Regions from separate parts of the Homo sapiens genome. Here regions 2 and 3 are each linked to region 1. Evidence: chromatin contacts called from ENCODE Hi-C or POLR2A ChIA-PET data. All regions are on one chromosome and are shown on one strand. Each heading gives the region's core, a stretch centred on a gene start or an enhancer-like site at or near the end of the contact. The rest is flanking DNA. Distances are from core to core; before and after follow the strand shown. Region 1 overlaps SNX29 (sorting nexin 29). Region 2 overlaps SNX29 (sorting nexin 29). Region 3 overlaps SNX29 (sorting nexin 29).

Region 1 (4,223 bases), core at 1,663-4,162:
TCAAGCGATCTACCTGTCCTGGCCTCCTGAGTAGCTGGGAAGACAGGAGCATGCTACCATATGTGGCTAATTAAAAAAAAAAAAAAAAAAAAAAAAAAAACTGGGCCGGGCACGGTGGCTCACTGCTGTAATCCCAGCACTTTGCGAGGCCGAGATGGGTGGATCACGAGGTTTAGGAAATCCAGACCATCCTGGCTAACATGGTGAAACCCCATCTCTACTTTAAAAAAAAAAAAAAAAATTAGCCAGGCATGGAGGCATTTGCCTGTAGGTCCCAGCTACCTGGGAGGCTGAGGCAGGAGAATGGCGTGAACCCAGAAGGCAGAGGTTGCAGTGAGCTGAGATTGGTGCCACTGTACTCCAGCCTGGGCGACAGAGCAAGACTCCGTCTCAAAAAAAAAAAAAAAAATAAAAAAAATAAAAACAAAAACAAAAAAAACAAAAAAACCTTGTTAGAGACAGGGTTTTGCTATGCTGCCCAGGCTGGTCTTGAATACCTGGCCTCAAGCTGTCCTCCTGTTTCGGCCTCCCAAAGTGCTGGGATTACAGGCCTGAGCCATTGCACCTGGCTGAAAATTTTAAATGGCATACATGGCTCACATGGTATTTCTGCTGGACAGCGCTGATGGAGGTGGCATTGGGAGGGTCACTTAGGATGGTGCAGGACAGGAGCAGCAGCCTGAAGACTGCCTTGACGTCCCTCTGCATTCCCCTAAGTGCGGCCTCCTGACTTAATGCCCATGGCAACGCAGCTGTGGGGTGCCTGGCATAGTGCCCACATCACCCCCACCCCCAGACAGAAATGGTTACGCATCGCCTCCATCTGTGACAGCCCACAGCAGCCTTTGCGCAGCCGGGCTTTAAGAGCCACCTGCAACAATGCCCTTCATGCGGCCCTGGTGGGAACTGACTTTATGCCTGGATTCTCATCCCAGGAGCCTTTCTTTTCTCTGTTACCATAACTGGGTTAAAAATGTTGCCTATTTTGTTGCAGGGTCTGAGTACTTAAGCCAGTGTAAATTATTTGGGAGGTGTGGGGGCAGTGCAGAGTTTCTTTTCATCCTTTAGGTCTCAGCTTAAAAGTCACTTTAGCCAGCCAGGTGTGGTGGCTCACACATGTAATCCCAGCACTTTTGGAAGCTGAGGTGGGTGGATCACTTGAGGTCTGAGTTCGAGACAAGCCTGACCAACATGGAAAAACCCTGTCTCTACTAAAACATAAAACTTTAGCCAGGAGTGCTGGCCCATGCATGTAATCCCAGCTACGCAGGAGGCTTGAGGCAGGAGAATTGCTTGAACCCGGGAGGCGGAGGTTGTGGTGAGCGGAGATGGCACCTTTGCACTCCAGCCTGGGCAACAAGAGTAAAAAACTGTCTCCAAAAAAAAAAGCCACTTTAGCCAAGAGGACCCCTTGGCCTTAGCCCCATGGCTCTCCACTGGCCCCCCTCCCCCCAGGGGACCTCTGGCCATGTCTGGACATCTGTCTGTTACAACTAAAGGGGTGCCCCTGGCCTCTAACAGGTGGAGGCATCCTACAATGTACGGGACGGCCCCCCACAACAGAATCATCCAGTCCCCAATGACAGCAGTGCCTAGGCTGTTGAACGTAGATTCTTGGTTGGGACCAAGAATTTCTAATTCCTGTCACTCTTGCAATATTTACTGTGGTCTGAAATTATCCGGATGGTTGACTTCTTAAAAATCTGTCTGCTTCATGTCCAGTGCGACTCCAACAGTACACCTTACCTGTCTTACTGCTGTATGCCAAGCACCTGGTATACAGTAGCCGCCTAATAATTGTTTCTTCTAGAAGTGAATACATAGGTACCTGTAATGAGGAGTGTTTTCTGTATGAAATTTTAATGCTGCATTGCCAGTTTATCCAAATCTGCCTAATTAACTCAAAATGAGATTCTGCTCCATTTCAATTCAGTTGATCCACGTGTATTAAGTTCACCTCAATCTCCAGTTGTTGAAAAAGAACTGAGACAGAGACCATCCACTGAAGTATCTAATTTATAAAATGTCACAATTTGTGTCATTGTAAAGAGGTTGATCTCAACCAGGTTGTAACAAAATTTCCACAGCTTATTCCAAAAGAAAATTTTAATACAAGAGATCTTAAAAAATTAAACACATTTGTTTAAAAATCCTATTATGTAAACCTTAACATAAGAGGGTAGTTAAGATAATACTACAGGTTTCAGGGCGTTTCCACAGACTTCTAGACCTTATGTACACACAGACTATCAGACTCTAGATATGTGGCCTGCTTACCCTTAAGGGGGTGCACTGGGAGCCGATCATGGGCGCCCCCTAGTGGGGTTACCATCGCTCCTCCATTCAAAAAAGACTCGCTTCTCTAAGAAGTCGGTGTCAGGTGAGTAAGCGTTCTACCTGACGGCTAAGCCAGGGATGAAGAGAGGCCAACATTCTTCTTAGGATGAGTCCTGGATAATAAAAATTCCAATTAGCTCTACCCCCATCCCCTTCACTCCGGGAAATTAATGGTCTCTGGGGTCACTGAGCGTTTAGTAGCTCTGGGTGCAAATGTACGATCCACCATTCCGTGTGCTACTGTCCTCAGTCCCAATTTTTGCAAGGGCATCCTCTGTCTTACCTACACTGACAGTGAATGAGTGGTGGTTCCCCTTGCCGTTCATGGAGACCAGCGGCAGAGCTGAGAAAATTTGAGGGGAAGTGGGGGAAGCCTGGGTGAGTGGTTTTCCGGTTAGGATGGGAAAACACTTACGCACCAGTAAGAACTAAATCCCTGGGCCTCTTAAACCACCAGTGAATCTAGAATCTTCCGCCAGCAGCGCTGCTCCTTAATGTCATAGGCTCAACTATCTTATTAAGGAAGCCAGATTTCTTTTTCACTTCTCTATAGAAACTAGCTATAAGGAAGGATACGCAACTTGGTTGCTGGGATTTAGAAGTAACTGTCTACTCCATGACATAATTCAGAGTACCCAAATCGGGCCCATAAGATGGCAATGGCTCATGGCTAGAGTGAGGAATACCAGAGATGACTGATCGAGGTACATTTCAACAACCATGGGATGAACTGCGGGATCCGGTCTGCCTAGAGCCGGGAGACCCTGGATGGCTACACCCTTACTTCTATTGACCAAGGAGCTGAAGCTTTATTTTGGAAACAAGATCAAGATTGTGTATTAGAAAAACATAAAGATGAACTTTCTTGGCACAGAAATGAGATAAAATATACAGTGCTACAACTGCAGAATTAGCACGGACGCCAATCTAAAAACAGCAAATATTTAACAGTAGCTTTAATGAATTAATGCACAATATTTTGAAAAATCTTTGACCTTGCTCATAAGCAGATGCCTGCCTTGAAGAAACACTCCAAGTCTGCCGTGATTCCGAGCGAAATGCCAAGGCAGAGTCAAGACAATCATTACCTTTAGGGCTGAAACCTGGGCATGAGGCTGCCCCTTCTGGGATGCCTCCTAACCAGTCTGATGTACTGGGGAAGGAGGAGTGAGGTGGGGTCTTCCTCGGGTCCCAGAAGCTGAAAACCCAGCCCTTCCTTTGCCATCAGTTCTGTGCCAAGGCTGGAAGATGCTGCTGGAGTGCAGGGCTTCCCCCGTGTGGGTGCTGCAGCTCACACAGGAGCTTGGTGGAGGAATGAAGGATGGATTCTGGGGGTAGCCGGAGGGGAGGGGGCTCACTGGGAGCCCAGAGAACATGGCTGGACCTCCCTGTGAGGAGCCAGATGGTGTCGCAGCCCCCTGTGGGGGCTTGAGCACGTGGAGCAGGAAGGCCGAGGCCTGGAACCCCAAGAACTGGTCCTCAGGGTTGGCAAAATGTACCATGCAGAACCAAGAGAGGCAGCCACTGCCGGCCTGGGCCACAGAGCCCTGCCTCAGGCTGTTGGGATATAAGCCGCCTCCAGAAGGCAGAGCCTGCTGTCCATCAACCAGGCAGGCTGGTGGGCTTCACTCCTGTTTCCAACCTGGATTGTGATCACTGGCCCCAGTACTTGTTAGTTGCATCAGCTACAGCCATGGTATCAATCCACCTGGTGTAAACGACTTTCAGGAGCCTCTGGTTTTTAAAGCACAATACTACCTGCCATGGTTCTAAGAAATTACATGGTTATCAAAATTGATCTTAATAAGCTCCAAAGTATGAAGCAGGGCCAAGGGCTGTGATCAGACCCAGTCCACATCCCTCCCCTTCCTCTTCCTAGATCTTGC
Region 2 (4,721 bases), core at 265-2,764, 72 kb after region 1:
AGTTGGGGGGTGGCATTCAAAGGGCATTTTGGTCAGGAAATCTCAAATGTTACCTCAGCCTAGCAACCACCACCACCGGCGGCTGTGAAGCATTCCCTGTGGGCCCGGCCACATTCTGAAGCCATTCCCCGAATCACTCAATCCTCACAGCGCCCTCGTAAGGGAGATGCCACCGTCTTGAAACTTGAAGACACTGAGGCACAGCGAGGTGACATGCTGGTCTACACTAGCTCAAGATTCAAACCCAAGTACTCTGACCCCAGAACCCATGCCCTCCTCCACCGCCCCTCACTGCCACTGTCCCAAAGGAGGTAAATGCCCAGAGGAGGCCTCATCAGACCCTAGTTTGAGTTGCAGCTTCACTTCCAAGTCTCGCACATCTGGACGGAGCATGTTGCCTGCCCAGCTCGGAGGCAGTCCTGAGCCTGGACACTAAGCAGGTCCCATGTTCTCACCAAGAACTAGAACCTTTCCATTGCAGTGGCAGTAAAACCTGCATGAGTCAGAGAGAGAAGGTCCCTGACCCTATAACTAGTGTTGGCCTGGTGCAGGCCTGCATGTCCCCTGGTATCCACTCTGCCTGTTGCTTCTTAGCTTAACTGGATCACAGCCTCCACATCTCAATGTAAAGGGCCCTAACTGACCCTGGGACTAAATCAGGTTATTTGTTTAATAAGTAAACAAATAAAACCATAAAATTCTCTGCTAGGCTGAAAATTCCATGAGGGCAGGAACCATGTAGATCTTTTACCACTGCCTTTTTTTTTTTTTTTTTTTTTTTTTTTGAGACAGTGTCTTGCTCTGCCACCCAGGCTGGAGTAGTACAGTGGTGTGATCTTAGCCCACTGGAACCTCTGCCTCTCGGGTTCAAGTGATTCTCCTGCCTCAGCCTCCCAAGTAGCTGGGACTACAGGCATGCATCACCATGCTCAGCTAATTTTTGTATTTTTAGTAGAGATGACGTTTCCTCACGTTGGCCAGGCTGGTCTTGAACTCCTGACCTCAGGTGATCCACTCACCTCAGCCTCCCAAAGTGCTGGGATTACAGGTGTGAGCCACCGCGTCTGGCCTACCACTGTCTTAAACATAATTTGTTTGTTTTTAAAGAGATAGCGTTTCACTCTGTCACCCAGGCTGGAGTGTAGTGGTGCAACCCTAGCTCACTGAAGCCTTGAACTCCTAATCTCAAGCAATCCTTCTGCCTCAGCCTTCTAAGTAGCTGAAGGTACAGGGGCACACCACCACACCCAGCTAATTTTTGTATTTTTAATGTTTTTGTAGGGATGGGGTCTCACTATGTTGCCCAGGCTGGTTTTGAAATCTTAGCCTCTACCAATCCTCTTGTCTTGATCTCCCAAAGTGCTGGGGTTATAGTTGAACACAATTCTTGAATAAATCTGAATGAAGAGCCCATAGGAAGAGGCAGAAGCGGTGAGAGCCTGGAGCCTTGCCTGCAGCTGGGAGCTTCCTGTTTCATCCTGAGAGGGCAACACAGCACACAGCCACACCCCAATATGACAACATAACACACAGTCACTCTGCCCATGACAGGCGTGGCTCAGAGCCTGACAATCTGACAAGTGAGCAACAGGTGCCCTCCACTGAGGGGACCAAGGTGAGGCGGGGAGGAAGGAGACAGGAAAGGGTCTCATTGGAAGGGTCCAATCTGATAGCAACTGCAAAAATGACACACAACAGTGCTTCTCAAACTTGCTTGTGTATGCAACCCACCTGGGGGCCTGTGAACATGCAGATTCTCATGCAGCAGGTCTGGGATGGGGCCTGAAATCTGCACATCCGACAAGCTCTCAGATGAGGCTGATGTCACTGGTACACAGACCACATTTTAAGTGGTAAGATATTGAGAAAGAATAGACAGATGATAAAATTGTAGAATCATTCTTTGAGGTCTTATTTGATACTGTTCATCTCAAGCCACATTTTGGCTGGAAAGCCTGGCACCAATGCATGAAAATATTCACCACTGTGTTCTTTGCTCATCCACATAACGGCATGGGGTTGACAGCAAAAGGAGCCCGTGGAGGTTACAGAGAGGCGGACTCCTGTCAGAAGTCCCAGCCCTGGCTTTCTGAGTACCTATGTACCTCACTGTGTACCTGGGGCCAGTTATTTCCGCCTTCTGGGTGGTCCTCAGTTATTGGTCTGCAGGCAAGCTCCATCAGCATTATCTAAGGACCTTTCACAAATGCAGGGCCAGGAGAAGTGGCTCATGCCTATAATCCTAGCACTTTGGGAGACTGAGGCACGAGGTTTGCTTGAGTCCAGAAGTTCAAGACCAGCCTGTGCAACACAGCCAGACCTTGTCGCTGCATAAATTAACAGAAAAAAAATTAGCTAGGTGTGGTGGCATGTGCCTGTAGCCCCAGCTGCTCAGGAGGCTGAGGTAGGAGGATCCCTTAAGCCCAGGAGTTTGAGGCTGCAGTGTGCTATGATCACGCCACTGTACTCCTACCTGGGTGACAGTGCAAGATCCTATCTGTAAAAAATTTAAAATTAAAATAAAATAAATGCAGGCTGGGCACCATGGCTCATACCTGTAATCCTAGCACTTTGTGAGACTGAGGCAGGTGGATCCCTTGAGCCCAGGAGTTTGAGACCAGCCTGGGCAACATAGCAAAGCCCTGTCTCTACAAAAAAATACAAAAATTAGCCAGGCATGGTTGTGCGTAACTGTGGCCCCAGGTACTCAGGAGGTTGAGTTGGGAGAATCACCTGAGCACAGGGAGGTCAAGGCTGCAAGTGAGCCGTGATTGTGCCACCGAACTCCAGCCTGGGCGACAGAGTGAGATCCCATCTCTAAATAAATAAAGAAGTAAATGAATGCAGATTGTGGGGTTTCACTGTAGAGATTCTAATTCACCGGGTCTGGGGTGTGGTCTGATCCTGTGAATATGCTTAACCCCCAGTGATTCAGATCACACCCAGAGTGGGAAACCATCAGGCAAATGACAGCTGCGGTGGACCTGTCTTTGGTGCTGACCAGTGCAGAGCTATGTGGCCTAAGCACAGACTAAGGGAGGATCCCCAAGACGCCTTCATTTTACCACTTGCCTTGAGAATCTGGAAAAGATGCAGCTATGTCTTGCCCTGCTCGGGTGCTGGCATTACTGGCACCCCCGTCAGTCACCTGGAACTTAGCAGTGAAGCCTAATCCACCACAAACAAAAAACAGTGATGTTCAATTATTTCCAAAATCAGTGCATTGGGGGCATCTGCAAAAGTCTCCAAAACAATGTGAAATGCATGACCTGCCTGCCACCAACAGTACTGCTGAGGGAAATGCCCCAGAGAGCAAACACATTTTTTATTGGTTGTTCCAGTTTGAAGAATGCCCATATAGAACCCTAACTTGTGCCTTCTACTGCGATTTCCCACTGCAGGAGGAGGGAATGAGCGGAGGGCATAAGGGGAAGGAATGAAAGGTGGAAATGAGAATTAAGCAGAATGCCAGGTCTGCCTGGGTGGCTCATTTTTCCAGCTCCCTAAAAAGATTTATGCAGCTGTCCAAAAGGAGCTATGGCTCCATTACCCAGCATACAAAGCCCCTTCTGCTATCAAGTAGCAGATCAATCCTAGATGATAGTTCACTGCTAGCTTCTGAAAAACCTACCATCTCTCTACTTACATCCTCATCTTTCAAGCAGAACTGAGCAATTTTACTTTTGTTGGCAACAGTGGCCAAAAATTGTTTTAATTTGCAAATTGAAAAAATTCTATGCTGTTTGGTTTATAAGTTAATGCCTCCTATGACCTGACTTAGAGACAGATGTAGAGTTGAATCTCTTTTATGCTATTCAGAGATTACTAGAGACTACCTACATGTTTGCTTATGTGTGCATTATCTGTTCTCCTTCCCACTCAAAAATTGTAAGCCTATGCAAACAGAGCCCTTAACTGTTTAATTTCCCACTGTATTTTCAGTGGCTGGCACATAGTAGGTGCTCATGAAAGATGTGCAGAATGGATGAATAAATGGTGTTCTCCTTGATATGCACGCAGCCCTCTCTGTATTTACTTATTTACTAGCCCAGCGTCTCCTGCTACTGGTCATCCCCTACACTGCTTCCCAAGCAAGCATTTTTTTTTTAAATGCCAAACCAGTTTTAAAAACCATGCCACTTTTTTTGCTTTCAGGATAAAATTCCAAACTCCTTAGCTAAGCATACAAGGTAACTGGCCCTGCCTTGCTGTTTTGCCTCACCTGCTAACGTGCACATGCTCTGCCACGTGTACCTGCTGCTAGTGGGACATGCTGACTTCTCAGTGGGCCTCATGGGCCAGAGGAAGTTGCGTTGTTCCATAAACTCAGCTCTCAGAAGTGCTGTTTCCTCTGCCTGGAATTCGTCTATCTGCTTCAATAGCTGAATGCTGCTTATCCCTCAAGACTCAATTCTGGTGGCACCTCAGTTCTGACCCTTCCCCAGTCTCTCTTTCCCTTCTCCCCACAGGCTGTCTCCCCTTGATATTTTGCCTGCTTGCTACCCATGTCCTTTTCTCCTGGTGACAGTGCTACAGCCTTTCCTTGGGGAATCAACCTTGTCTGAGAGTGGACAGAAATTATCCACCCCTCCATCCAGGGATGAACCAATGACCTGGCCAATCACAGTCGCTGTGATTGGTCCTGGGACAGGCAGGAGACTCAAGCTAGGCCACAGAGCATCAGTGCTGAGACTGAAACTACTGGGAAAACAATATGCTCT
Region 3 (4,433 bases), core at 39-2,538, 110 kb after region 1:
CCTGAGTAGTCCCAGCTACTCAGGAGGTTGAGGCTGGAGAATTGCTTGAACCCGGGAGGCGGAGGTTGCATTGAGCTGAGATCGCACCACTGCACTCCAGCCTAGGCAACAGAGCTAGACTCTGTCTCAAAAAAAAAAAAAAAAAAGAGTTCACACATTTGTGAGGCAGCCAGCCAGCCAAAAAGTTATAGTCCAGTGGAATAAGTGTTATGGCATAGGGATGCACAGGAGGCCAGAAGGAGAGGTGACATGGAATGCAGTTTCCTGGAGGAGGTGATGGCTGAGCAAAGCCTTGAAGGATGAAGAGGAGCTGGCCAGGGGGAGGAGGAGGTAACAAGAGGGAAGACCAAGCTAAAAATATAGAAGGAGTTTTCTACTTTGGTTACACTAAGACCTTTCCAAATAAAATGTTCTTGACAATAGGAAATCAGTGAGAATATAATGGACTTAAAAATAATCTTGGCATTTGAACAAGCAAGGCACTCAACTCTGAAAATACTAAAGAAATCACTATGCCCAGCAGACAGTTTTAGGGTTTCCCCCTCTGAAGGAAAGTTTCAGCCGCACTAGGCCTGTTCGGCTGCGTCTGGCTGCGAGCCGTGGTTGGGTGATGAAGTCTCATTCGGCAAAACAGCTCTTGTGAGAAGGAATGGGCTGGGGAGGTCGTGATTCAGCCAGGACGGCCACTAGCATGTCACCTTCTGATGTGATCCTGAATGGCCCTCTCCCTCCTGCCACAGCTAACTATGCTTTACAGAATCAGGAGCTTCTCTGGCTGCATGGAAGCTGAGCCATGCTTCTGTTCGGTATATTTCCAACCACACTGGGAGCCAGGCACTTCTCTTCTGGAGAGGAACTCTGTGAGCTAGGCCGATGGTGTCGCTGGTCCTTCTATCTTCTTAGTCACAGACTCTTTGATTACCAGGAAGAAAGGCCAGTTCACTATGGCTTTGGGGAAATGGGGTATTACTGGACGGGTACAAGGGTATCTCAAAAAAAGCAAGAGCTGGAAAGACTGCTGGGCCTCCTGAGGGGCAGGACCAGTGACCAGAAAGCCACCCAAGTCCAAGGTTAGCTGCGAGGCCATGCTGCTCTGCTCCTCTGCACACCCAAGGGATCCTGCTTCCTCCCTGCAAGTTTGCTTTCTCCACCTCCCGAGCTCAGGGTCTAGATATGACACTCCCTCCACCCAGCCCCACGTGCATGCAGACTGACCCAGGCTCTGAGGCATAATCCCGCATGGTCCAGGAGGAAGCCTCCGTGCGAACAGTGGTTGTCTTTCTCTGCCTGCCATCCACTTCCTCTTCTTCAGTTCTCCTTTAGGGACCCACTCTCCACCCAGCCTGTCTCTGGGCTCCCTATGGGTCCCGCTCCAGCTCTGACCCTAGAGTAGGCATGAGATCAAGGCTGGGAAAATCAAAGTCCTGCATGCACCACCGTGAGGGTGTTCCACCCCATCCAGGCCCATCAGGAGCCTGTATGACAGGGAGAGAGCTGAGGGGTTTCATAGCCACATTTCTTGGCCTGTGAGGATCTAAGCTCAGAGCTGCTGGTGAGCCCCACAGGAGAGGAACCTACTAGAGAACACAGTACAGAGACGCAGAACCTAAGGGGGAAAAGGCGGGTAGGAGGATAGGGGAGGAGGGGAAGTGGAGAGGGGGAGGAGGGGGGAGTGAAATGGGAGGAGGAGGGGAGAGTGAAACGGTGGGAGGAGGGGGGAGTGGACCGGGGAGGAGGAGGTGGGGGAAGAAGACAGCAGGAGGGGGCGGAGGAGGAGGAAGGGAGAAAGGGAGGAGGAAGGAGAATAGCTGAGACCCTAGATCAAGCTACAACAGAATGTTTTACTTATATAAGGCAAAAAATTGTTTTGTTTTAGCCAGCTCAAGGTAAGATTTTGCCACTTGTAGTGAAAAGACCTGAGACCAACAGAGAATCTGATTGGGCCAGTATCTGGGTAGTTTTCTCCTGTGTGAGTGCTCACTCTGGGCCAATGAGCTGTGGCCAGAGCCTGCCTCTGCGCATGTGTGCGGCGTGTGCAGGAAGAGAAGGGGAGTGGATTGCGACACACTCCAAAGGCTACCTCCTCCTTGGTGCTCACAGCATTGCCCTTTCTGGGTTTAACTGGCCTTCTAACTCATCTACACAATTCAAAGCTCCTTCCTGTATCCTTCGCCGTGACTGGGAATTGTTGGCTGGGACAACCTTGCAGCCAACACCAAGAGTATAAATACTTCCTTTCTCCCTCTAGAAACAGGACCAGTGATAGCTGTCTAACAACAAAATGTACATAATAAATACAAAACCCTCAAATAACTACTGATCTTTAATCAAAGAGCTGCAACTTCTCAGGCAGCCACAGAAGCAAGACCACTCAGTGTCTGCATAGGGCTCGCGTTTGATGCTTCTTCCTCCTCTGCAACCAGGCAAGGTTTCCGTCTGGTTTCTCCAGAAGACTTCTGCCTCCCTGTCCCAGTGTTATGGAGACCTGTCCCCCGCCGAAATGCATTTAAGAGGTTTTAAATAATGCCAAGCAGATGGTGGTCAGCTCGGGGCAGATATGCTACAAAATGCCAACTAAGGTCCCTCTGGGCTCACAGATGGAACGTGGCTGCCACTTCCCAATGGGCCTGAGGTTTCTCCACGTGCAGTGCAGAGCCCAAGGTGAAGCTGTTAAGGCTCTCCATCCATCTACAGATGCACAGTCTTTTTTGCACAGCTGCAAGACTGTGCTTATGGTCTTTAATCTTCCTCTTTGAAAAGCATCCAATTTAGGAATTTTTGCAGTAATCATTTCAGAGTAATGAAAAACAAACAGAACAATAGAACATTTCAGATGTGATAGGCACACTCTCTGCACCTCTCTCTAATGTATGTTTAAAGAGATGTATTAGTCATCACGAGGAACCCTCTTTTGTCTCCCCACGCAATCAAATTGCACCCGTATGCAGACCACAAACATCGTAATACAGTTAATTTACCCAATGTACTCATTTCTCTCTCATAACAATGCCCGTAAGATAGCATTCAATTTTGTTTTAAAATTTCCTCACATACAAGATGGGGCTGGGATGAACATTTTTCCATCTTGCAGGCTTGCAAAGCACCACGGCAGAGGCTAACGTGTGCCATTTTGCCTGGTCCAAGTCTTTTTATGATGGGTAAATGAGGTGTGAACAGGGCCTTGCCCAAAGACCCAGAGTGAGTGGTGGAGACGTGATTTGAACCTTTGTCTTTTCCCCCACCTAATCTGTGTTCTTCCTCCAGACCACCCTGTCCTGAAGCAGTAGAGAAAGAGCTCAGGCTCTAGACAAGGCATTGAGGTATAGTGTGGGCCATTCTTGAGACCTGCCGTATCTCTGCAAAACACAGACAGATGCCTCCCAATCACTAAGAGTGGGGAGGCCCCACTCCAGAGAACAGAGGTTAAAGTGCAGGCTGTGGGAACTGCTGCCTCAATTAACCCCCGACTCCACCACCTGCCAGCTGGACAACCCTGGCCAACCTACCTTACCTTTCTGAGCATCAGTTTTAGCATCTATAGAGCGGGGATAGTATTAGCACCCACCTAAGAGGGTTGTGACATAACACATGCATAAAGCATGACCGGTGTTTATTGTACTGTTATTAGCAATTCTGGAAAGGGGTTGAACTCTCCTTAAATGCTACATGAACACACAATGTGACTTGACCTGCCCTGAATGTATTGCTACTTAGTAAGGAGAAGAAAAGGGTAAAGGGGTCTGGTCTGACATCACAGCTTACTGCCCACTAGAAGAGGGTGGCATTATGGCAAAGGAAGCCTCGAGTATCACAATCAACTCTGTCAATGCAACTCAAACACTGCTTTGGTCCTGAGATGCACAGTGTTCTCTCTGGAGGCCATCGGCAGACAAGATGCTAATGCCCCGGGCCTTCTGGGAGTTCAGAGGGTGCTCCTGAGCAGCTCCCATCAACCTAGGTACGTCTCTGTGAAGGCCAGCAGCTCAGAACCTTTCCACCTTTGGAAAAGCTCACAATCCCAATGCATCCTCTCCCTGAAAGGAGGCAATTTCACACATCCCCCCAGGCACACATGCACATACTCCACCAGATACATATACATACACATGCTACCGGGTGCACACACTATCAAGTACTCACACACGTATCCCTTCAGGCACACATGCACACACCCCATCAGATGCTCATCCATGCACACACTACCAGGTGCACACACTACCAAGTACTCACACACTGCCCCACCAGGTATACATCACTTTCGCCAGATGCACATACACACACACACACACACACACACGTGCACACATGCCACCCAGTATACACCCTTACCCCACCCCAAAACTATCCTCTACCATCATTCTCTCTCTGCTTCTTCACAGCATTTGGTATAATGAGCAATTATCTTGCCTAGTTTTTTCCAGTATCGTGCTGTA

Evidence for each region. A loop is a pair of places that touch in the nucleus more often than their neighbours do. ChIA-PET counts read pairs that join two places held with the same protein, here RNA polymerase II (POLR2A). Pooled maps may share reads with other maps.
Region 2: a loop to region 1 is called in a map of sciatic nerve, with 4 times the contacts of the local background. The contact joins two enhancer-like sites. A Hi-C loop is called at or near these places in 2 of 168 maps with a recorded cell type or tissue (dorsolateral prefrontal cortex and sciatic nerve) and 2 of 50 pooled maps. POLR2A ChIA-PET finds 5 or more read pairs at or near these places in 2 of 52 experiments (OCI-LY7 and activated T-cell).
Region 3: a map of Caco-2 shows a loop between it and region 1 (6-fold over the local background). The contact joins two enhancer-like sites. A Hi-C loop is called at or near these places in 11 of 168 maps with a recorded cell type or tissue (Caco-2, Calu3, GM12878 and 7 more), 17 of 37 single-sample maps with no recorded cell type and 22 of 50 pooled maps. POLR2A ChIA-PET finds 5 or more read pairs at or near these places in 2 of 52 experiments (GM10248 and activated naive CD4-positive, alpha-beta T cell).

Annotation. Positions count from the first base shown.
Region 1 is chr16:12,572,065-12,576,287 of GRCh38, reverse strand. SNX29 (sorting nexin 29) reads right to left here. Exons shown (of 21, transcript NM_032167.5): 21 at 2,001-4,223. All of the region lies in intron 1 of SNX29-AS3 (SNX29 antisense RNA 3), which reads left to right. Among named protein-coding and RNA genes, the nearest start is that of SNX29-AS3, 37 kb to the left of the region's middle. Within about 2 kb of position 2,912, at least 3 of the 41 ENCODE cell types and tissues checked have a DNase peak (open chromatin) inside an H3K27ac peak, as active enhancers do.
Region 2 is chr16:12,497,789-12,502,509 of GRCh38, reverse strand. All of the region lies in intron 19 of SNX29 (sorting nexin 29), which reads right to left. Among named protein-coding and RNA genes, the nearest start is that of SNX29-AS3, 110 kb to the left of the region's middle. Within about 2 kb of position 1,514, at least 2 of the 41 ENCODE cell types and tissues checked have a DNase peak (open chromatin) inside an H3K27ac peak, as active enhancers do.
Region 3 is chr16:12,456,371-12,460,803 of GRCh38, reverse strand. The region is part of intron 18 of SNX29 (sorting nexin 29); the gene reads right to left. Among named protein-coding and RNA genes, the nearest start is that of SNX29-AS2, 86 kb to the right of the region's middle. RefSeq lists an enhancer at 1,195-1,354. Within about 2 kb of position 1,288, at least 12 of the 41 ENCODE cell types and tissues checked have a DNase peak (open chromatin) inside an H3K27ac peak, as active enhancers do.